Linked DNA regions of Homo sapiens: regions 1 and 3 are each linked to region 2. A link is a loop called in an ENCODE intact Hi-C map of the cell type or tissue named here. Cell type or tissue: Caco-2. All regions are shown on one strand.

Region 1 (8,000 bases), 580 kb before region 2:
CTCCACTGCAATTGCTCTGTAATGGCTGTTCCCATTCATGCTACACATTAATCACTCCCTATGGAAATCATGTCAGAATTAATTGAAAGCCAAGGGCACTGGGAGAAAAGGGAGGCCTGGATTTTGTGGAGCCCTGATTTGGAATGATAATACACATAAGTACAGGGAAATGGATGTGTGGAGTAAGTGCTGGGGAAACTTACCCATTCCAGCAGAAGCATTTAGCATCTTACATTCTTTTGCACAATCTTTTCTTCTCTATGGTATCACTGAGGATTTGTTGCCTATAAAAATGTGAGGGAAATTAATTAAAAGTATTTATTTTGCCCCAATTAGAGATGAACTATGGGGGGCTCTAGCAGAGAATAGCAAAGACCCCTGTGGAACTATGAGATCCCTGTAAATATTCTGAGATGCAACTACATAGCTTCAGACCCTGGAATGGGAGGGAAACCCCTGCATAGGGAGCAGTAAATTACCAACTTCTCCAGTAAATGAGAAAGTGACTCTGCTGGCCACTGGGAGCGGGGCTGCAGAAGCCCTATGAGGTTTTCTGGAGGAATCCTGCTTCCGTTCCTTCCCATTTCCCAGGTTTGGCTCAACACCGTGATCCATGGTTACTGCGACCCTCAGGAAATTGCTGCTGTGGGAGCCTCCTCTTTTCCCAATCTACCATGCATACTCTTATTAGTCTTCAGACAATAATAATAATAATAATAATAATAATTATTATTATTATTATTATTATTTTGATGGAGTCTCGCTCTGTCGCCCAGGCTGGAGTGCAGTGCGCGATCTCGGCTCACTGCAAGCTCCGCCTCCCGGGTTCATGCCAATCTCCTGCCTCAGCCTCCCCAGTAGCTGGGACTACAGGCGCCTGCCACCATGCCCGGCTAATTTTTGTGTTTTTAGTAGAGACGGGGTTTCACCGTGTTAGCCAGGATGGTCTCCATCTCCTGACCTCGTGATCCGCCCGCCTCGGTCCCCCAAAGTGCTGGGATTACAGGCGTGAGCCACCGCGCCCGGCCTCAAAAATTAATTTTGAAAATAATGATATAATCTTTAAAAGAATTGTATTTCCAGTGGGCAGCACTCGCTTGATACAGAGCAGCAGGGCCATGTAACCTGGCTTCTAAATCATCACCTCTTTGGGTCCGCACGTATTTTTTATTTTTTATTTTTCATGCTTCAAATGCACCTTTGCAGAAGGAGATGAACTGGGGGACATGTTAGCGCCTCCACGGGCCTGCTGAGCTCTGTTGGCTGCGTGTGCTAAAAATAACTGGAGAGGTTAAAAAAATGTTGAAGCAGATTTAGGGGCTCTTCTGGAAAATGAAACACAGAAGCTGGGCCCTGGGTGGTTCTATTTAAAGCCGATCATCATCTCATCCATTCCTGTGGATTTACATGCGAAGACTCTACTCCCCAGCGGCTGGCTGAGGGAAGGAGGGTCTGATCTGCGTTAGGACTCACCTCCTCCCACGACCCTCTGCAAAGCAGCAGCTGTCCAGAGAAAAAGGAGTGCGCTGGGTCTGGCAAGCAGCTCAGTTCTTTCCTTCCACAATTGTCCCTTTGAATTGAGGAAAGCGAAAATAAAGTTTTCAAGGCCAATTTCACAATTTCATCTTCTGTGAAAAGCAAAATCAACGAGGCTATGAAAAATTACAAGCAGTTAAAACACTTTCATGTCGTCTTTCCCAGAGAGAGAGAGAGAGAGAAAGAGAGGAAATCAGACTGCTTTGTTCAAAGCAACGGCCAACTCAAGCCCTTTTTTTTCTTTCTTTCTTTTCCTTTTTTTTTTTTTAAACACATCTGGTCTCAATCTTTATACACCAGTGGACAAAAGCAATTAGACAGCTCTGTTTTCCACGTCATAATAATGGAAGTCATATATTTTCCATGGCTGTCTCATTTGGTTACCCAGCTCTGCAGAAATGGACTAAATGGAATTTAAAATGTGGGTCTTTTCTTGACAGTGTTGTTAGTGACCTGAGGGATAAGTGCTCCAGCATCTTCTAGAACCACCAGAAGTGAAAGAATAGATATTGCAAGTGTAGGCAAATAAACCTCAACGTAATTTACATGCCTGTGGGACAGGCCCTTCACAATCCTGTCTTTCCAACAAGCCCGGGGGGACAGGGATGCCTTTTTAGGATGGGTTCAGATTTGGAACGATCTCTTGACAAATCTGCTAGAGGATGCTAGAGGAGCTTTCATTTAAGGTGAAACTTCCGCTTTCTCATTGTATTGGTGAGAATTCTCTTGGTTGCCAGGGAGAGTCAACCTAACCCAGCCTGAGTAAAACAGAGAATTGGTTCGTATAACTAACCATAAGAAGACGAATCTGGTCAGACTCAACTGATTCCGAGGCTTCTTGCAATGCTATCTTCTTTTCTGCTCCCTCCACCTCTCCCGAGATTAGCAACTCCAAGAAAAGGATTGGCTTGGTATCAACAGTTCCAGCAATAATTCTGTAGTTATTCTCACTAAGTCAGGTGCCCATCCTTAAAATGGCTACAGGCTTGGGTCAGTGGTCCATTCCTGAAGATGAGAGTGGGGTCTGCTCCATCAAACCACAGGACTGAGATTGGGTAGGGCCTGACTCCACGAAAGAAAATTGTGTTTCAGCTTCAAAAGAAGAAGGGATGGATGCAAGATGCCATAGCTAGCCTATGTGGGACCCTTGTGAGTTGGAAACAGGCACCCCCTCCAGGCTGATGCAGACCTATGCCCCCACTTCTTGGGGAGCAGATGGCACCTTTGACCTGCCTTCCTCTGGGCAGAAGAAAACCCACACCTAGGACAGATAGTTGAGTGAGCAGAACTAAAGGTGGATATTGACTCAATTGACTCCTTGGCAGGACAACATTGTGCTGTGTGACAGACACCTGAACACTGTAAGTGGTGGCACTGGTGGGCAGGAAAACCAACATATGTCCTCCACATCCACCCCCAACCATTCTAAAATAGATGCCTTACCCCAAGTTTTCTTGCCTGACGTGCTTAAACTGTGGCTTATTCATTAGAACGTGCACATCAGCCATTTTACAACTAAATGTTTGCTCAAACTTGGGTGTGTGATGTTAACCCATAGAGGGAGCACTGGGATGGAAAAGTCCAGACCTGGGGCCCAGGAGGCCTGGGATTGATTGCAGCTCTGTGTTTACTATGAGGGCATACTTGCTGTAGTCCTGAGGCTTTTTTAGATATCAGCTTCCTCATTTGTAGGATAAGGGGACCCTTCCCAAAATCCTTCCTTCCTACTCAAGGTCCAGATTAGAAGGAGGCCTGTGGTTTGGGGGTCTTTCTTTTCTCCCAGTTTCCCACTGTTTGTGCCAACAAGTATAATTCTACCTCCAGCCCCCTTCCCCCAGCTGGTCTCCTCAGAAGAAGTTGGTGAAGTTGGTGGTTTTACCGCATTTAGTCGGTTTTACCGCATTTAGTTGGTGGTTTTACCGCATTCACAACAAGAAGTTGTGAAGTTGCTGGTTTTACCGCATTTAGTCACATTTGATCACCTCCAGCTCCCCCTTCAGCAGGTTGTAATTTCCCTCCCAAAAGACATTGGTGATACACAAACCCCCTTTTGCCTGTTAGGCAAATTAGCACCCACTCACCAACCTGGGCCCCTGCAGAAGCTGGCTGGGGACAAACACAATGCATTTGAAAGACCTGAAAATGCAAAGCTCAGCAGTGGCTGACTTCTGTCCCGTGAGGGTCAGGCCCTCTCAGCCTGAGCAGAGGGAGGGCCATTAAACAGGGGCATCTGCAGCAGAGGAAGGGACCCTGCCCTGTAAACCCAACGTTTCCTGCTGCAGGGGGCCCCTGCCAGTGCTGAGAATAGACTTACAGGGAAGAAGTATTCTTCATCATCTTATATGCGGGCACTTAACAGCCTCTTTGCATTTGCCAACCACAAATTCTAGCGCCAAGCACAGAACCCCACACATATCCTATCTCCTCTGTTAGTCTATCAGAACCAAATTTCCTTTTAGGTCATTGTGCCTGGCCCCCGCCACTTTGGCCTGCAATAGTGAGGGCAGAGTGACTAGGTTCATCTCTGCCAGAGCTGCTGGGGGAGGGCTTGGGGACCATGTAAAATGTTCTTTGGGGTGAGTTAGTCTGCTTCTATCTTACCACTCACAGTCAAATTGGTCTTCCAAGGCCTAGAGACTCTGAGTGGGGTTAATCAATGCCTATGGGTGCCACTGGGTGCCACTAGTGGAATATTTTGGGGTCCAAACAACCAGTCATACACATAAAAAAGACCTGTTAATAATTTCTGCTTTATCATTCAGTGTCTTTGGGAGTTCAGAGCATACACAGGGAAATATAATAATGCTGATGCCTATATTTATAGAATACCATTCTGTCCTCATAGCGCTTTTATAGCGTGGATAGTTTAGTAGTTAAATGCTTGAAGTAAATCTTGACTCCTCCAAAGACTAAGAAAACTTCAGTACATTACTTAACATCCTGGAGCCTCTGTTTGCTTCTCTGTAAAATGCAAGATAATAACAGCCTTTACCTTTACAAGTCTGGGGAGAGTTAATTGCAGTGGTCTATGTTAAGCTCTCAACACATGGTCAGACATAGAATGATGGTTCAATACATGTTAGTGACTACTTTTTTTTTTTTTTTTTTTTTTTTGAGACAAAGTTTTGCTCTTGTTGCCCAGGCTGGAGTGCAGTGGCGCAATCTCAGCTCTCCAAAACCTCCACCTCCTGGGTTCAAGCGATTCTCCTGCCTCAGCCTCCCTAGTATCTGGGATTACAGGCGCCCACCACCATGCCCAGCTAATTTTTGTATTTTTAATAAGGACAGGGTTTTGCTATGTTGGCCAGGCTGGTCTTGAACTCCTGACCTCAGGTGATCTGCCCACCTCGGCCTCCCAAAGTGCTGGGATTATAGGCGTGAGCCACCACACCCAGCCATGACTACTATTATTATCCATGAACTCATTTGACTATAAGAATGACTTGTTGTGAAGTTGGTTGGACTGGGATATTTTCCTCTTCTGATAAGTGAGGAAAGTGAGATCAGAAAGTAAAAAGCAAGCATGGGGCCAGAGGAAGCGAAGGAGAGAGAGAGGGGCTCATAGGATTGGGAGATGGCTAACACGAGCAAGGAGCATCTAAGGGGACAGGCCCACCCTCTTGCCACAGCAGCTTTAAGTTTCCTACTGTATGCAAGGGAGGGGTCCTGACCTGCAGAATACTGACACCAAGATAAAGTCATTTAAATTAAACCTACTTACTGAAGGGACTGAAACTTTACAGTAAATAGAGGGGAAAAAAATAGATTAGCATTTTATTTTGAAAAAAAGGACACCTTGGCCAGGTGCGGTGGCTCACAACTGTAATCCCAGCACTTTGGGAGGCCGAGGTGGGTGGATCACCTGAGGTCAGGAGTTCAAGATCAGCCTAGCCAACATGGTGAAACCCCGTCTCAACCAAAAATACAAAAAAATTAGCCGGGCGTGGTGACGGGCACCTGTAATCCCAGCTACTAGGAAGTCTGAGGCAGGAGAATCGCTTGAACCCTGGAGGCAGAGGTTGCTGTGAGCCGAGATGGCGCCACTGCACTCCAGCCTGGGTGACAGAATGAGACTCTGTCTCAAAATAAATAAATAAATTAATTAATTTAAAAAAAGAGGACACAAAAAATTTTGAAAATAACTTCACCTTCTAACAAAGTTTAGATCATGGTTTAGGCTATGTGCTAATTATTAGAACAAAGAATCTAAACTTTTTTTTCTGACAAAATTGAATGGTATCCTTCACTTCATTTTTGACTTTTATTTCACATTCATAAAGAAGGTCATTTTTTTTCCCCACAAAGGTATTTGACAGCCTTATCAATTTTTAAAGGAGTTTTCTGAACCCTTGTCATTTACATTGTCTTCTCCCCCTGGTCTATTTTCTCCTGGGTAGCTGTTATCTGGTCTCAAGGCTTTGAGCAGTCCTGCTATGTTACTTTCATGAACTCCATGAAACCCTGAGACTTTGCAAGATTTGCAAGTTCGTTTTGTGAACCAATCTGCATTGAATTTGAATGATAATTTTGGAGGTGCTACAAACCACAGAGGTGTCAATGAGATGGGTGAGAACGGCTGTGGAATAGGAAGAGACTTTATTTGTGTATAGGCTGTGTCATATTCCCTTAGCAAATAGTTTCATATTATAATAATTTTTGCTTCATAAGCAAGTCATAACTGTAGGCACTTGGGTAACAAATACTCAGATAACAACCATCCCTTGTACAGGAATGCAGCACATTTTTTTTTTAATAAACACAGATTTCTGTGGACAGAAATGTGGTTAAAAGTCTTTTCCATCAGTGGGATGGCTGAGATATCAGACAGAGCAAACAAGTAACGATAGTAACAGATTATATATAACACAATGAATAAAATAAGAAACCATAGGCCGGGCGCAGTGGCTCAAGCCTGTAATCCCAGACTTTGGGAGGCCGAGGCGGGAGGATCACGTGAGATCAGGAGTTTGAGACCAGCCTGGCCAACATGGTGAAACCCCATCTCCACTAAAAATACAAAAATTAGCCGGGTGTGGTGCTGCGCACCTGTAGTCCCAGCTACTCTGGAGGCTGAGGCAGGAGAATTGCTTGAACCCAGGAGGCAGAAGTTACAGTGAGCTGAGATGGTGCCACTGCACTCCAGCCTGGGCAACAGAGCAAGACTCTGTCTCAAGAAAAAAAAAAGAGAAAAGAAAAGAAAAAAAAAGAAACCACTAGCTCATTCTGATATAAATAAAAATTCAATTAAATGTTTGATGGGGAATGAAATATTTACATAGTTTCAAGGATTTCCACAAAATACTTATGAAAGGGAAAAGAGTCACTTTGTAGCAATGAGTCTGACAGACACCACTTTATCAAGGGGTCTAAGTGAGCATCCCCCAGAATAGGATGAATGGAAACTGTACCCCACACAATAAGAAGAATCCAGCTTCACTTCTGCAATATTCCTGTCTAAATCTAAACAAGAGAAAACCAAAATTGAGGGCATTCTACATGTTTGGCCTATAGTCTTTAAAAATGTCAGAAGACACGCTGGGTGCAGTGGCTCACGCCTGTAATCCCAGCACTTTGGGAGGCCGAGGAGGGTAGTTAACTTGAGGCCAGGAGTTTGAGGCCAGCCTGGCCAACAGGGCGAAACCCCATCTCTACTAAAAATACAAAAAAATTAGCCAGGCCTGGTGGCGGGTGCCTGTAATCCCAGCTACTTGGGAGTCTGAGGCAGGAGAATGGCTTGAACCCGGAGGCGGAGGTTGCAGTGAGCCAAGATCACACCATTGCACTCCAGCCTGGGTGACAGAGCAAGATTCTGTCTAAAAAAAAAATTACTGTAATCCCAGCACTTTGGGTGGCCGGCTGAGGCAGGTGGATCACGAGGTCAGGAGTTCAAGACCAGCCTGGCCAAGATGGTGAAACCCCATCTCTACTAAAAATACAAAAAGTTAGCTGGGTGCAGTGGCAGGTGCCTGTAGTCCCAGCTACTCAGGAGGCTAAGGAAGGAGAATTGCTTGAACCAAGAGGGTGGAGGTTGCAGTGAGCCAAGATCGTGCCACTGCACTCCAGCCTGGGCGACAGAGTGAAACTCTGTCTCAGAAAAAAAAAATTACAAAAATTAGCTGGGTGTGGTGGCACACGCCTGTAAGTCCAGCTACTTGGGAAGCTGAGGTGGCAGAATCGCTTGAACTCCTGGAAGTGGGAGATTGCAGTGAGCTGAGATCGTGCCACTGCACTCCAGCCTGGGCGACAGAGTGAGACTCTGTCTCAAAAAAAAAAAAAAAAAAAGTCAAGGACATAAAAATTAAAGAAAGAATAAGGAGCTGTTCCAGACTGAAGGAGCCCAAAAAGCCATGGCAGCTGGGTGCAACACGGGATTTTGAACTGAATCCACTTGCTATAAAAATGACATTGTGGGGATTGCTGGCAAAACTTGAAAGGGGCCCAAGGATTTGTAGTAATGTATCAGT
Region 2 (8,000 bases):
GTCAAAAGCCTTTGCACTGTACACTTAATATAGTTAAATGTTACTGTATATAAATTATTCTTTGAAAACGATTTAAAAAGAAAAAGTTCTGGGTGCAGTGGCTCATGCCTGTAATCCCAATACTTTGGGAGACCAAGGTGAAAGGATCACTTGAGGCCAGGAGTTCGAGACCAGCCTGGGCAACATAGTGCGACTCAGTTTCTACAAACAAACAAGACAAAACAAAACAAGAAAAACTATATGCATGAGAGATACAAAAAAGAAGATTTTCCTGGTGATTTTTTTGTTTGCTTTTGTTTGTTGTTATTTGTCATTTGTTTTGTTCACCCAAAAGGCAGAACAGAAATGTTTGTATGGGAAGAAAGAAAAAAACAAAAGGTGTGGTTCCTGAGATGCATTGCTCCAGAAGGAACTTTGGGTGACCTCACATTCTGGGGACATCCTTTGGGTGACTAGATGGCTGGAAGGAGGGGAACAGGTGCTGAAGAATGGGTGAGACAGAGGGAGGTGGGAATGGAGGATGGTGAAGACAGGCTGCCTGGTATACAGTTGCCCCGATGGCATCTGGCTGAGAGCAGTCCATTCTATTGTTACATTTCCACTGTAATTACTTTGTCTTTAGTTTTTCAATTTGTTGGACTTAACTCTTCTAAAAGGAGTGAGAAAGAATGTCAGGAGAAAATAAAAATATGCAGTGGGATAGGATGAGGGGCCAGCAACATTCAGACAGAGATTGCTTAATTATGCTGTAACCAATTTACTGCTGAGAAAGAGAAGAACGGGAAAGCCCTTAAAGGAGTAGAAAGGACAGGCTGGGCTGGTCCTGAAGCCAGGGAAGCTGATGTACCTCCATGGCTTAATCTTGTTTTTTTCTTTTTTGGGGGGTGGGGGGTCAGGGATGGAGTCTCGTTCTGTGGTACAGGCTGGAGTGCATTGGCATGATTTCGGCTCATTGCAACCTCTGCCTCCCCGGTTCAAGCAATTCTCCGGACTCAGCCTCCTGAGTAGCTGGGATTACAGGTGCCCGCCACCACACCTGGCTAATTTTTGTATTTTTAGTAGAGACGGGGTTTCACCACATTGGCCAGGCTGGTCTTGAACTCCTGACCTCAGGTGATCTTCCCACCTTGGCCTCCCATAGTGCTGGGATTACAGGTGTGAGCCACTACCCCCAGCCTCTTTTTTTTTTATTTTATTTTTTTATTTTTTTATTTATGGGTGTCAAATAGCTCTTAGAAGGGCTGTACCTTAGTTTATTTAATTTAGCATGTAAATTTTATATAACGACCTATAGCAGTGATTTTGAAACTTAAATTTGCACAAGACTCTTGTGTTGAAATGCAGACTCGTGGACTCCCTTCCTTAGACTCTGATTCAGTGGGTTTAGGATCTGCATTTTATCCTCCATGGTTTGTACACTCTGTCTCCATGGACTACATCCAGAGAAATACTGTCCTAGATCACAGGTGAGAAAGAGAAAGCATAATTTTGATGACCATATTCACACCAAGAAAAGAAATACAGAAGTGACCAAAAGAAATCTTAGATTAAGAAAAACATCAGTATTTATTTCAGTAAGATATTTGTGTGGTGTGTGTGTGTGTGTGTGTGTGTGTGTGTGTGTGTGTGTGTGTTTAGTAAGAGAGAGCTAAGAGACCTAAATAAGGTATTAGGTAGGAGGTTTGGGGTCTTCTGATGTAGTGGCTTGCAACTTATCACCCAGACCCAGACCTGGTTTTAAGGATTCTTCTCTTTACTAGTGTATGCCTCAAATTCTCTTTTCCAAAGCCCATCAAATCAGTAGCAAATGTGAAACATTTGCTGGCCTGTCCACCTAATCCATCATAGTATAATACAAAGAGATACAAAGGGATTGGGGTGGATAAAGGAAATCGATACCTGTTTCCTGTTCTTTACCTTAAGATCCTTTGTCTGGTTTCGGTGTGTCTTCAACAGAATAGGAAACGTAGCTCAAATTCCTAATCAAAATCAGATAAAACATAGGTGATAAGATATTGTGTCTCTTCTTTTAGCAGATAAAAAATTTGAATTATAAAGGGACCAAATTGTTGGAGCCCACTGCAATTTTTTAGTTACTAGACGTTTTTGTGAGCTTCATAGTCATTTATAAACCTAATCATAAGATATTTAGAGACAAAGCCAATATTACAATAGAAATTAAGGCAATTGAACAAAAAATCTGATTCTCCCCAAATTACAGATAATCCTATATACCTTACAATGTAGATTGTAAAAATTTAGGTATGATATCAAAGTCACTGCTTAGTAACATACCTAAGTCATTCCTTCAAAATCGTCATTTAGTGAAAGAGAATAAAGCCCTTTTCTTAGCCTTTGTATAGAGATGCATTTGGTATTAGATTTGATAGGAGACCCTAAGGTGGCAAAAGAAAGTCTATTTACAGCAATCTAATAAAGCTTGCGCACCCACCTCATAGCCTTCCTTTCCCACCTGCAAATAAACACCGTCACTTAAGTGTGGTTAATGTTGGCTTCCTTTCATTTTGTTTGTCATTGTAAAGCAGGTGTTGTTCCCCAAAATTGTTCTCCATAAAAGAGGGAGTTGCCAAATAACTAAGTCCTTACAGTCTTTGTCTTATTACGGGGTTCTCTCTTGAGTTTTTAATTTTGAACAGTGAAGTACTATTTGGGAATGAGATATTAGTTGAAATGAACCTCCTTAATATGAGTCTTCAATGCTGATAGATGTCATCTAATGAAATCACTAATTTTTAAAGGAGGTAAGGAAATTTAACACAGATATTGTAATTTTTAGTGGGGGTATGACCTCACAAATACTTGTATTGAAGAACATTGTTAAAAGCTCTTTCAAATCACTTTCAAAAGCAATTCAGAAAGTTATTGCATTGAGGAGATCACTAATACACTCTTCCAGGATGCACTAAAAGGAAACTTCCCTAGCATTCTGCAAATAGGCACATGTGATTTAAGATATATTCTCTAATAACAACTTCATGCATTGATTTAAAAAGTGCTGTGTTTCAAAAACTTACTTGAAGTTTATGTATTTTGAAAAATGTTGGGTGAATCCACGATTAGTTCTAGTTATGATGATGTTGTATTTTGTTAATCTAGATTAGGATTGCCCTGACCGAAAAATTATTCCTTGTCCTCGAGAGAAGTATAAATGTGTGTGTGTTTTTTGGTATGCATTTACTTACAGGAGAATGTGTTATCATGCTAAAGAAAAAAAAGAAGGATTAGTACATTCGATTTCTTTCTTCTCAAGTTGAGCATAGACAGGACAGAGAACTGGAATAATTGGGCTCAGTGCCCACCTGGGCAATAAGACACGTGGGTTTATTAAAAACTGATGAACCTCTACTCCGTGTTTTGAATTCTCCATCCATAGCCTTCCCAGTCCCTTTACCACTTTAAGGCACATGGGTTCCCTGTATGGTTTCACTCCCAGGAAAGGTAGCATCTGTGTCTTTGTTGAAGGGTTGCCCCCAAGCGGTTGGAATCTAATTTGTCTACACTTGGGGAGTTGAAAGTGCCTGGAAAGTTAAGTTTTCTCAGAGGCAGTCCCTAACCAATGACTGATGAGTGCAGAGTAGGGTAGGGGGTAATAAATGGGCAGAATACCTTGCTCCCTGGTGGGGACAACTCTGAGGAAGTACACATGCCCTCTCCAAAGGTCTCCTGTAGAACTGAGCCTATGTTACCTTCTGTAGGACTTTGCTTTTTGCTTGCTTGGCCTTCTTCCTTTCCTGATCTCACTTCCCCTGTTGGTTTGTTTTGGGACATTTCCTAATAAATTGCTTTAGTATGAATCCTCATCTCAGGGTCTATGTCTAGGAACCCCTCCTAAAACAGGTGGTTCACTGTGGACCCTCACAATTGTCTTGCTGGGTTGTGGAAGTTAGACCACACATCTGAATAAAATGAATATCGCTTCCAGAGCAGGAAACGAGATGGCTTTCCTCTTTATAGCATATGCTGCTCAGATCACTCATTCAGAATCTAGGCACTCATTCTCCCAGCTGCTGGGAGCCCTGGCAACTCACACTCTTTTGTATCAATTGCCATTAGCCAAAGGACAGCCCTTATGGCATGGCTGGCCAATGTGGGAGTTCAGGTCCAGGCCTCTGTGTTTTTATTTAGAATGGCTTTGAAGAGCTATCCTAACTCAAGAGCTCCCTGTAGTATCAGCTGAGAACTCTGTTGCAATTCATTGCAACCCATTTTTTCTCTCTGCCCAATTTTGCCTTTTTTTTTTTTAACACCCCCACATATGTTGTTCTCAGAGGCACTCTTCCATAAAACTCGTGTTAGGAAATTTCTTAGAGTCTCTTTTCTGGGGAAACAGATCTATAATATTCTCCAACCTGAAGAGAGAACCCAGAAACCTAAACTCTGAGTTCTAGGAAACAAAGGCTCAAAGAAGTGAAGTGGCTTGCCCAAGGTCACACAGCTTATAAGGATTGACAGAGTCTGACTCAAACCACCTGAGTTTGAATCTAGACCACTCCCCCTTTCCATTTGCACATAAATCACCCAAAATACATGGCTAAATTATATTTTCAAAGATAGTGAGTTATTTTTATTTTATTTATGCATGGATTCTTAAACTGCTGCATTTCAGAAACCTACTTGAAGTGAAAATTATGTATTTTGAAAAAGTGTTGGGTAAATTTTGTGTGTGTGTGTGTGTGTGTGTGTGTGTGTGTGTGTGACAGAGTTTCGCTCTTGTTGCCCAGGCTGCAGTGCAATGGTGCCATCTCAGCTCACCACAACCTCTGCCTCCCAGGTTCAAGCGATTCTCCTGCCTCAGCCTCCCAAGTAGCTGGGATTACAGGCATGTACCACCACCTCTGGCTAATTTTGTATTTTTAGTAGAGATGGGGTTTCTACATGTTGGTCAGGTTGATCTTGAACTCCCCACCTCAGGCAATCCGCCTGCTTCAGCCTCCCAAAGTGCTGGGATTACAGGCGTAAGCCACCATGCCCGGCTGGGTAAATCTTTATTATCTTTATTTTAACAGTATTTTAAAATATTGTACTTACTTGTTTTTATTTTCCCCTATAGAAAATAAGCACTAACTAAACACTCTTCAGAATGAAGGACCATTTTAACCTTTTCTCTACCAAGCACACTTCTCTTTATTTGTGCTCTCACTAAGATTGAAACAAGAGTATTCTGGGCCAGGTGCGGTGGCTCACACCTGTAATCCCAGCACTTTGGGAGGCTGAGGTGGGCAGATCACTTGAGGTCAGAAGTCCAAGACTGACCTTACCAAATAGTGAAACCTCGTCTTTACTAAAAATTAGCCAGGCATAGTGGCAGGTGCCTGTAGTCCCAGCTACTCGGGAGGCTGAGGCAGGGGAATCACTTGAACCCGGGAGACGGAGGTTGCAGAGAGCTGAGATTGTGCCATTGTACTCCAGCCTGGGCAAAAGAGCAAGACTCAGTCTCAAAAAAGAAAAAAAAAAGAGCATTCTGGCAGCCAATACTCAGATAAATATCCACAGTAATGCTGTGTGCTCTCAGGATAAGCTTCTAGGCATTGGAAGAAAGTTTCCATCATATACTAATGATAACATTTTTCTTTGGAGCAAATGCCCAAAAGAATAGCATCTCAATCAGAGAACTTTCGTTAACTACCCAGACGAGTTCCTGTTGACCACAGTTAATGATAAAAAAAATACACATAGATGTGAACACACACACAGTGGATCTGAACTATCTTCCCTTCACTAACTCACATCAAGCTCTATCAACCTATGAGCAAATAGGAGTCAATTAAAAACCTTCATTAAGTTATCTTTTGTTCCTAGCTGTTCTATGGCTGCAGAAAGTGAATAGGATTATGCCTGTTTTGCCAGATATGATGTAGTATTAATAAAAAGAAAGACATAATCTCCTCTGCTATGAAGCCTTAGAAGAAAATAACTTCCAAGGAAAATATTCTTTATATCATTTAAAATTAAGTCTGTAATATTTTATTGGTATTTATTAATACATTTCATTAGTATTGTGAAGATGGGGGAGGAAGTAGTAAAAGGGAAAAGTGGAAGGTAAGGATATAGAATGCAGAATGAGAAAGTGAGATTGATAAGGGGCCAAACCTGCTGTTGATTGGTATTCCCTAATCTAATTGTTTTTTGGCCTACTGTGGCAATTCTTTGTACTTGAGTTCAAGAAGATAGTAGTAATATTCTGCCACGGCCCAGTAGAACTTTCCTATGACTACCATGTGCAATATAATTGTCACTAGACACATGCGGCTATTGAGCACTTGAAATGAGACTAGTGCCACTGAGGAACAAACTTTAATTAAAATTTAAATTTAAATATCCGCATGTGGCCAGTGGCTACTGCATTGGACAGTGCAGCCTAAAAGTATTATCAACAAGGTGAAAATTTTATTTGTTAACATCTTTCATTAAAATTCCCTCTAGGTACAAAAATGTCTTTCTTTGGCATGGCCTGTGCTAAGCCCATTGGGTTATGTATTCTACTTTACATGTATTAACTTATTTAATTCTCAGATTAACTTATTGAGAGTTACTATTATACCCAGTTAAGAGGCAATGAGTCTGAGGCACAAATAATTTAAGTAATGCCTAAGAATCACATGGTAAGTAGAGATCCAAAGACGTGGCTGTCATCAGGTGCTAAAGGCATGCTTGTAGAAGGATAAACTGCCTGGCATAAAAAAAGGGAACATCTGAAAAGATGATTAGAGTGAGAAAGATGGAGAGAACTGGGTCTCTATGGGGTAAAAAGCCCATGAGGCTACAGGGAAGGGACTAGAGCTGTGCTATAAATAAGGTAGCCACGAGCCATGAATGGCTATTTAGATTTAAATATGTTAAAATTAAATAAAGTTAACATTTAATTTCTCAGTCACATTGGCCACATTTAAAGTGCTCAAAAGCCACATGTGGCTAGTGGCAACTGTACTAAGCAGTGCAGAACATCTCCATCATCATAGAGTTCTATCGGACAGCTCTGAGTCGAATGATAGTTCAAGGATGGCTGCATCTACATGAACACAAGAGGTGGTTTTCACGGATTTAAGTCAAACCTCTTTTTCATCTTTCCCCCAAATTGCTGGCAAAGCCCATTAAGTTCATGAATCTCTGTAGAAGTGAGTGTAAATTGAAGAAAAGGCTGCACTTCTCGCCTAGGTGAATATGACTTGGTATATGGGGTCTCTCTCAAAAGCAAGAGGCTGGAATCTGAAGTAGTCACATAAAGTAGCCAAAAGTATTATTGAGGGGTAAGGGGGGCTTTGAACTCCCATAAACTATGGAATTAATTAGAAGAGTGGTAGTGGTTTGAACCGTTTTTTTTACTAAAATTTCTGGATACTCTGACCCTCTCCACTCCACCTGACAAAATTCATGTAACCACTCCTGTAATGTGAAATGGAGAACTATTTTCTACTCTAGTCTTGATCTCAGAGTCCTTAAAATAAGGACACTGGGTCTTTTTGAAAGCCACAATTTGTGGTCTGTATGTACCTAGCCCTCCTGTTATTGATTTTAAGTTACCACACAGGTGACATCCCTGGCTCTAAATATAATAGTGGTTAGCAATCTAAGAGCAAAACACTGTTTTAAGCATTTTATATATATTAAACCTATTTAGTTCTCAGATTAACTCAAAGAGATAATGCTATCCCCATTTTAGAGATAATGAATCCAAGGTACAGAGAGATTAGGTAACTTGCCACTATTCACATAGTAAGTGGGAGAGGCAGGATTTGAATGAATTTATCCCTAGACTCCAATCAATGTCTTTCTTATGTTTCAAAAGGCAGATAATCATAGTGATTTATGTCTTGTTGGCTTGGCCCCTGAATCCCACCCATGTGTGTTGCCTTCATGGATACTTCATGGCAAGAAGAGCTGACTCAGTCGGGTGTGGTGGCTCACACCTGTAATTCCAGCACTTTGGGAGGCCGAGGTAGGTGGATCACCAGAGATTGGGAGTTCGAGACCAACCTGAC
Region 3 (8,000 bases), 440 kb before region 2:
ACGGGGTTTCACGATGTTGGCCAGGCTGGTCTCGAACTGCCGACCTCAGGTGATCCGCCCTCCTCCGCCTTCCAAAGTGCTGGGATTACAGGCATGAGCCACCACGCCCAGCTTCCTTTCTCCTCTCCTCCCCTCTCCTCCCTACCCCTCCCTTCCTCTCCTTCCCTCCTTCCCTTCCTCCCTCCCTCCCTCCCTTCCCTTCCTCCCTCCTTCTTTCCTTCCTTCCACTTCTTTTTCTTTCTTTCTCTTTCTTCTTCTTTCTTTTCTTTCTTTCTTTCTTTCCCTTCCTTCCCTTTCTTCCTTCCTTCCTTCCTTTCTTTCTGTCTTTCTTTCTCTTTCTTCTTTTTTTCTTTCTTTCTTCTTTCTCTCTTTCTTTTCTCTCTCTCTCTTTCTTTCCCTCCCTCTCTCTCTCTCTCTTTCTTTCTTTCTTTCCCTTCCTTCCTTTTCTTTCTTCCTTCCTTTCTTTTCTTTTCTTTTCTTTCTTTCTTTCTTTCTTTCTTTCTTTCTTTCTTTCTTTCTTTCTTTCTTTCTTTCTTTCTTTCTTTCTTCCTCTTTCTTTCTCTTCCGTTCTTTCTTCTTTCTTTCTTTCCCTATCATTGGCTCTTATTTTTAGTACAGGGTCTTACTCTATCACTTAGGCTGGAGTACAGTGGGCCAAGACAGGTTACTGCAGCCTTGACCTCCTGGGCTCAGGTTATTCTCCTGCGTCAGTCTCCCAAGTAGCTGGGAACACAGGTGTGCACCACCATGCCTGGCTAATTCTTTTATTTTATTTTTTTGTAGAGATGGGGTCTTGGATTCCTGGCCTCAAACAATCCTCTTGAGTCAGTCTTCCAAAGTGCTGGGATTACAGGCATGAGTCACTGTGTCTGGCCCTGAAATTTTTATCTTACCACCTGGCACCAGAATTCCTCTTAAGGAGAGAATAGTGTTTGTTTTGGAAAAACAACTTGATAAGCCACTTCAACTTGGGGTTGAAGGTGGGACCTTGAGAGCTGAGTGTTGGCAGGAGTTCAAGTATCAAAGAGACAGAATTACTCTGCTCTGCATGAGAAATTGGAGGGGGAAAGTGAAGAACAGAGACAAGAGAGAGGATAAGAAAAAGAGAAGCCTGAATTGGTGGGAGGCTAGGCTTACCCAGGGTGAAGGGTGTTTCTGGTAGGAATGCGTTCAGCAGCAAGTTATAGAAAATGGGACAAGGGTACAGACAATTAGGAGCTTATTTTTCTCTGATAGCAAGTAGTCCAGAGGAAGTTGGTTTTTGGCTGTGGTTCAGTAATGGTGTTGTGGCCTCACAGACTTCCAGCTACAGGGAGCATAACTGACCAAGGGCGTCAGCCATTGCGCTTTAAAATCTATTGCAATGTTTGTGCAAAAGCCATGCATTCCATGGGTGGCTCCCAACCAGTGGTTTATGCGGCAGGGATACCAAGGCCAATCCACTCCTGGAAGACCTGGGACTCCTCTGACAGTCACGTTTGGCTTGAAGACTCCTGGATGGCTTTGCTGAACTTGCCTTAGACTATACAGCAGTCTAAGATGCCTTCACCCAATCTTCTCTCCCTCTCTTCTTCAGTTGGATAGAGTAAGACATCATCAAAATCTGGTGGCTCTCCTAGTCTTATTTGGCCCCCTCCCTATTTTCCCTTATACAGGCATATCCCCTAATCAGATCTTTGCCCATTTACTCCTATCTAGGCATTTGCTTCCTGAAGAACTTAAACTGACACCATTGGTAACGCTGAGATTTCTCTGGGCTTTCTCCCATGGTTGCAAAAAGGCCACCAGAGTTTGTACCATTACACCCATCTTCAAAAGCAGAAGAAGGAACGAAGAAAAAAAAAACTGTACCCGAGCTGGGCATGCTGGCTCACACCTGTAATCCTGGCACTTTGGGAGGCTGAGGTGGGTAGATCACTTGAAGTCAAGAGTTTGAGACAAGCCTGGCCAACATGGTGAAAACTCGTCTCTACTAAAAACACAAAAATCAGCCAGGCATGGTGGCAGGCACCTGTAATCCCAGCTACTCAGGAGGCTAAGGCAGGAGAATTGCTTGAACCTAGGAGGTGGAGGTTCCAGTGAGCCGAGATCATACCACTGTACTCCAACTTAGGCAACAGAGCTAGACTCTGTCTCAAAAAAACAAAAAACAAAAAAAACCAAAACCAAAAACCAAAACCAAAAAAACAAACAAACAACCAAAAAAAACAAGCTGTACCCATTACATCCAACTCTTTTATCAGAAAAACAAAAGCTTTCACAGTAGCCTCCACAGACTCATATCCTCACATCTGATGAAGTTAATTGGAGCATCCTTTCTTGAGCATCTTAACTGTCACACGAGGCATTGAAGAAACAGGTCAACACATGTAAGAATTACTTCTGAGAGCACATCACACACTAAAAGAAATTGCCTCCAAAAGAGTATTTTGTGTCATAATTCAACATTTCGTGTATTCATTCTTGTCTGCAGTGTGCAAGAGCTCTGCCAGAATGTGTGTAATTTGGGGAATATTCAGTATTGTTTAAAAATGAAATGTTTTTATGAACACTCAAACCCCAAATGATTTTCCTAACACTAATGACACTAATAAAGCCTTTACCATATAGCTGTTTGCTCAGAGGGCTGAGGAAATTTAAAGACAACTGTGTATTGCAACAGCTCCTGGAAAAAACCCCTGTATTTAATTTTGTAGCTTTTAAAGCTTCATTAGAGCATTTATCATTTTGTGTAAGAAACCAAGAAAACCATCAAAAAGCCATCTGACCTGTATAAAATGCTTTCTTGAATAAGCCCTTAAAAATAGTAAGATCACAGGAAATTATTAAAATGTATCTTTCCCAAGAAATTTGTAATTGGTAGAATTTATCCTACCAAAATGCCAGCTAGTATAGGCCTTTAAAACACAAGCTGCTCTTTGGAAAATATAATTTTGGATTCCACAAATATTTATTTAGAAACTTCCACATGCCAGGTGCTGGATTAAGATTTGAATGAACCACACAGAGTTCTCCATCTTCAGGGAACCGTCTTCCAGTGGGGTTGCTATGATTTGATATGTCCCCTAAATTTTGTGTGTTGGAAACTCAATCCCCAAATCCACATGTTGACTGGAGATGGGGCTTTTGGGAGCTAATTATGTTTGGATAAGGTCATCAGTGTGGAAACGCTGTGATGGAATTGGTGACTTCATAAGAAGAGGAGAAGAGAGCTGAGTGAGCTGATGCACACACGCTTGCACTCCTGCCACATGATCCCCTCCGCCATGTAATCATGCAGCACAAAGGCCCTCGCCAAATACTCTCAGACTTCCCAGTCTCTGAAACTGTGAGAAATAAATTTCTTCCTTTCTATATTACCCAGTCTCATGTATGGTTATAGCAACATAAAACAGACTAAGACAGAAAACTGGCATGGAGAAGTGGGACTCTTGGTAATAATTAATATTTGAAAATGTAGAAGCAACTTAGGAACTGGGAAGAAGCTGGAACAATTTTGAAGTAAATGCTGGAAAAATGTTGTATTGCCATAAATGGAACATTAAGGGTGATTCTGGTGAGGGTTCAAAAGAAAAGAAGACTAGGGAAAGTCTGCAACTTCTTAGAGTGAAGTGGTGTGACTAGAACATTGGTGGAAATATGGGCAGTAAAGGCCACTCTGATGAAGTCTCAGGCAGAATGGAGGAATAAGATATTGGAACTGGAGTAAGGGTCATCCTTATGACATTGTGGCAAAGAAGCTGGCTGAACTATGTCCATACCCAAGGGCCTTAGAGAAGATGGAACTTAAGAACAATGAACTAGGTTACCTGGTAGGAGAAACATCTAAGCAGCAAAGCACTCAGGCTACTGCATGGCTACTTTTAATACTTATTGTAAGATATGAGAGGAAACAGAAGGAAAAAAATTTGGAAAATGTGTAGCCTGGCCACATGAAGTACTCTTCATGTGCAAATACAAAGGAGCCAGAGGCTATTCATCAAGATAGGAAAAGAATGACTCCAAAGGCATTTCAGAGACCTTTGAGGCTGCTCCTCCCATCACAGGCCCAGAGCTCTAGGAGATGAGAATGGTTTCAGGGGACTGACCTGGGTAACCTCCATGGGCTTCCTGCCTAGGGCTGCCTCAGATCTGTGCTTCAGATCCGTAGAACCAACAGCATGCAGTTCCAGCCTGAGAAAACCACAGGCACCCAACTCCAACCCTCAAGGACTGAAGTGTGAGCGCATTCTGGTGTTCCTTGACCACCCCAGCCATGGCTCAAGCAGGTCCAGGTGTGACTAGACCCATAATTCCAGAAGGTACAAGCCAGAAACTTTGGTAATATCCACAGGGTGCTAATTCTGCAGACACACAGAATGCAAGAGCTGTGGGGCATAGCTTCCTCTGTGTAGATTTCAAAGGATGTCATGAACAGCATGGCTGCCCAGGCAGACTTGTTACAGGGCAGGACCACCACAGAATCCCTACTTAGGCAATGCCAAGCAGAACTGTGAGGTCGGAGATGCTACAGAGAGTCCCCACTAGGGCAATGCCTAGTGGAGTAGTGGAAGCACGGTCACCACAGAGTCCCACTGGGGTAATACCTAATGGAGCCATGGGAGCAGGACCGCTGCCAAGACCAGATCCGTAGAACCAACAGTGTGCAGTTCCAGCCTGAGAAAGCCACAGGCACCCAACTCCAACCCTCAAGGACTGAAGTGTGAGCAGAGCCCAGGTATGCTGTGAGAGTAGCGCTGTTGCCCAAGGCTTTGGGGACTCAACCCCCACACCAGTGTGCCCAGAATGCAGGACATGGAATCAAGAGAGAATATTCTCCAGCTTTAAGACTTAATGTTGTTTTCCCTTCTGTGTTTTGGGCTTCCTTGGGATCGGTTACCCCCTTTTCTTGCCTCTTTCCCCATTTTGGAATAGAAATGTCTATCTTATGCCTGTCTCACCATTGTATTCTGAAAGTAGATAACTTGTTTACTTTTACATGTCCACAGCTAGAGGGGACTTTATCTCAAGAAGAATTATGCTTTAAGTCTCACCCATATATGCTTCACATGAGACACCAGACTTTGAACTTTTGAGTTGGTGCTGGAACAAGTTAAAACTTTGGGGCTATTGGGATGGAGTTAACGTATTTTGTGTGTGAGAAGGACATAAATTTTGGAAGCCAGGGGTGGAATGCTATGGTTTGCATGTGTCCCCTAAATTTCATGTGTTTGAAACTTAATCCCCAAATCCATATTTTAATTGGAGGTGGGGCCTAGGGGAACTTATTAGGATAAGATAAGTTCACCAGGGTGGAGACCCCAGGACAAAACTGATGGCTTTATAAGAAGAGGAGAAGAGGTCTGAGCTGGCATGCATGCTCTTGTCTTCTTGTCATGTGATGCCCTCCACCATGTTATGACACAACAAGAAGGTCCTCACCAGATGCTGGCACCATGCTCTTGGACTTCCCAGCCTCTAGAACTGTGATAAATACATTTATTTTCTTTATAAATTACTCAGTTTATGGTATTGTGTTATAGCCTCAGAAAACAGACTAAGGTGAGGGAAAGATAATAAGCAACTGAGTAAATAACAAACAAATTAGAACATGCAGCAGGTGCCACAAAGGAGAAAAGCTGGAACTGTGGTAGATTGGTCAAGAATGGCATTTCTCAGAAAGTGATAGGGAAAGAACTCTGAGAAGAGGGGACTTCCCTTGGTGTGTACTGGAAAAAAGAGAAAGCTAGAGGACTTACCTGGGAGAGGCAAAAACTGGGGTGAGATGTGATCTGATTTGTGTTGTGGAAGTGAACCGACAGAAAAGCAGGAAGCTACCCGTGGATGACATCTCTGGACTTAGAGAGAAGTCAGTGAACTTGCTTCCTCTAAGGTGCAAAATGGTCCTGAGGACAAATGCAGCTATCCTGGCTACTGTTATTCCTGGAAGTAATAAACTGACCTTTGTCTCTCACTCAGGATTTCATGCCTTCTGTCAGCACACAAAAAACTATGGCGGACTAATTTGCAAATAGGGGTAAAATCTCACATTTTGATGGTTCTCTGTTCCAACCATAATCTGGACTCTCCCTTAACCCTGTCATGTCTCCACACACAAATCTCACTGCTCCCCAAGTCCTGCCCATCTGAGTAAGTGACATCACTAACCACCTAGATGCTCAATCCTGAAACCTGAGACTCATTGTTAGTTTCCACCCACACATTCACTCCCTCAGCACATCTTGTTGGTCCACCAAGAACATGAGGGCAAACCCAACTCCATTCATGCTTTTGAAGCCTTTGCCATGTCTTGCTTACATTCCACTGGCTAAAACAAGTCATGTGACCCAGCCTAAAGTCAAAGAGCAGGGAAATAGACTCACTTCTTTAGTGAAAAGAACTACAAAGTCACATGGCAAACAGCATGGGCACAGGGAGGGGTGATAAATTTGGGACATTAATAAAATCTATCACAAGCACTAAAGTGAATTTTTTTTTTTTTGCTGAGGAGAAGTCTGTTGTTCAAAATAGTCCACAGACTTAACATAGCATCTACTCTGACTTCAAAAGGGCTTTTTGAGAAACTGCCAAGAAGGAAGGCTATTTGCCAATAGAGTCCTCAGCAGAGCTGGACATAGGGTATTTTCTGGGGCCTATCTGTCGGAAACACAATGGCAGTCAATGCCTGGCTCTAGAAGTCTTACATCACCACAAACCTCCTTGTCTTCTGGCTTTGAGGTCTGGCTCAGACACAGAGCATGCCAGCAGGAGTGGACACTCTGGGCCAGTGATTCCCAAAGCCTAATAAACCTGTCACTGGCGGTATATGAGATGTTGATTTTAGGCATGTGTTAGCTTAGACTCATGTAGTCAAAATAAATGTCATTTAAAAAAATATTTTACTTTCTATTTTTTTTTTTTTTTTTTGACAGGGTCTTGCCCTGTCGCCCAGGCTGGAGTTCAGTGGAGCAATCACGGCTTACTGCACTTGACCTCCTGGGCTCAAGTGACCCTTCTACCTCAGCCTCCCTAGTAGCTGGGACCATGACTGGCTAATTTATTTTTATTTGTTGTAGAGACAGAGACTCCTGTCTAGCCCAGGCTGGTCTTGAACTCTTGTGCTCAAGTGATCCTCCTGCCTTGGCCTCCCAAAGTGCTGGGTTTATAGGCATGAGCCACCATGTCTGGCTCTTTTAAATTTTTGACAACTTTATTGAGGTATAATTTACATGCCATAATATTTACCCAATTTAAATATATAATTTGCTGAGTTTTAGTAAATATATACAGTTGCACGACCATCACTACAATCCAGTTTTAGAATACTTCAATTATCCCAAAAAGTGTTCTCAATTTCTCTTGTACACACATATAGTCAATCTAGAGTTCTACTGTATCCCCAGGCAACCACGGATCTACTTTCTATCTGTATGAATTTGCCCTCAATTTTCATGTAAATTGAATCCTAAAATATGTGGTCTTTTTGAGTTTGGTTTCCTTCAGTTCATTTTTGAGATTCACCCACATTGTTGCATATATCAGTAGTTTGTGTCTTTTCATTGCTGAGCAGTTGTCCACTGTTTTAAACACATAACCATCTTTGTTTTTAAGAGAGGGCTGGTCTGGGTTCAGAGTCTTGGTAATTAAGAGTATCTAGCCAAAATTCAATGACATTGTTTAGGTTTTATCTTATTTATTTTCAGGGTATTTTCTATTTATAGCATGTGGTACTGGTTTTCCATAAATGGTTGTGTATTAGTTATCTGTTGCTGCATAACAAATAACTCCAAAACTTAACAGCTTAAAATAATAAGCATTTGTTACTTACCATGTACTGAATGTTTATTTTGCCCCAAAAGTCACATGTTGAAATATGAACCCCAAGGTGATAATATTAGGTGAGACCTTTGAGAGGTGATTAGGTCATGAAGGCAGAGCCCTCATGAAAGAGACTAGTGCCCTTATAAAGGATACCCCAGAGAGATCCCTTGCCCCTTCTGTGATGGGAGGTTATAGCAAAA

What was found. Peaks named below come from ENCODE experiments on the same cell type or tissue, not always from the same donor. Only the 100,000 strongest peaks of a DNase experiment are listed, where the experiment ranks them.
Region 1: it touches region 2 in a loop (11-fold over the local background); 9 of 110 quality-filtered maps call a loop at or near these places.
Region 3: it touches region 2 in a loop (2.6-fold over the local background); 3 of 110 quality-filtered maps call a loop at or near these places.

Annotation. Positions count from the first base shown.
Region 1 is chr3:23,756,721-23,764,720 of GRCh38, reverse strand. No RefSeq gene overlaps it. Among named protein-coding and RNA genes, the nearest start is that of UBE2E1, 45 kb to the left of the region's middle. RefSeq lists a silencer at 1,406-1,455 and enhancers at 3,201-3,320, 3,421-3,470, 3,055-3,691, 3,692-4,328, 4,841-5,010. In Caco-2, no CTCF peak of the experiment used is centred here; a DNase peak (open chromatin) is centred at 3,120.
Region 2 is chr3:23,179,404-23,187,403 of GRCh38, reverse strand. No RefSeq gene overlaps it. Among named protein-coding and RNA genes, the nearest start is that of UBE2E2-DT, 20 kb to the left of the region's middle. In Caco-2, a CTCF peak has its summit at 3,491; a DNase peak (open chromatin) is centred at 3,483.
Region 3 is chr3:23,622,688-23,630,687 of GRCh38, reverse strand. No RefSeq gene overlaps it. Among named protein-coding and RNA genes, the nearest start is that of UBE2E1, 180 kb to the left of the region's middle. In Caco-2, no CTCF peak of the experiment used is centred here; a DNase peak (open chromatin) is centred at 4,067.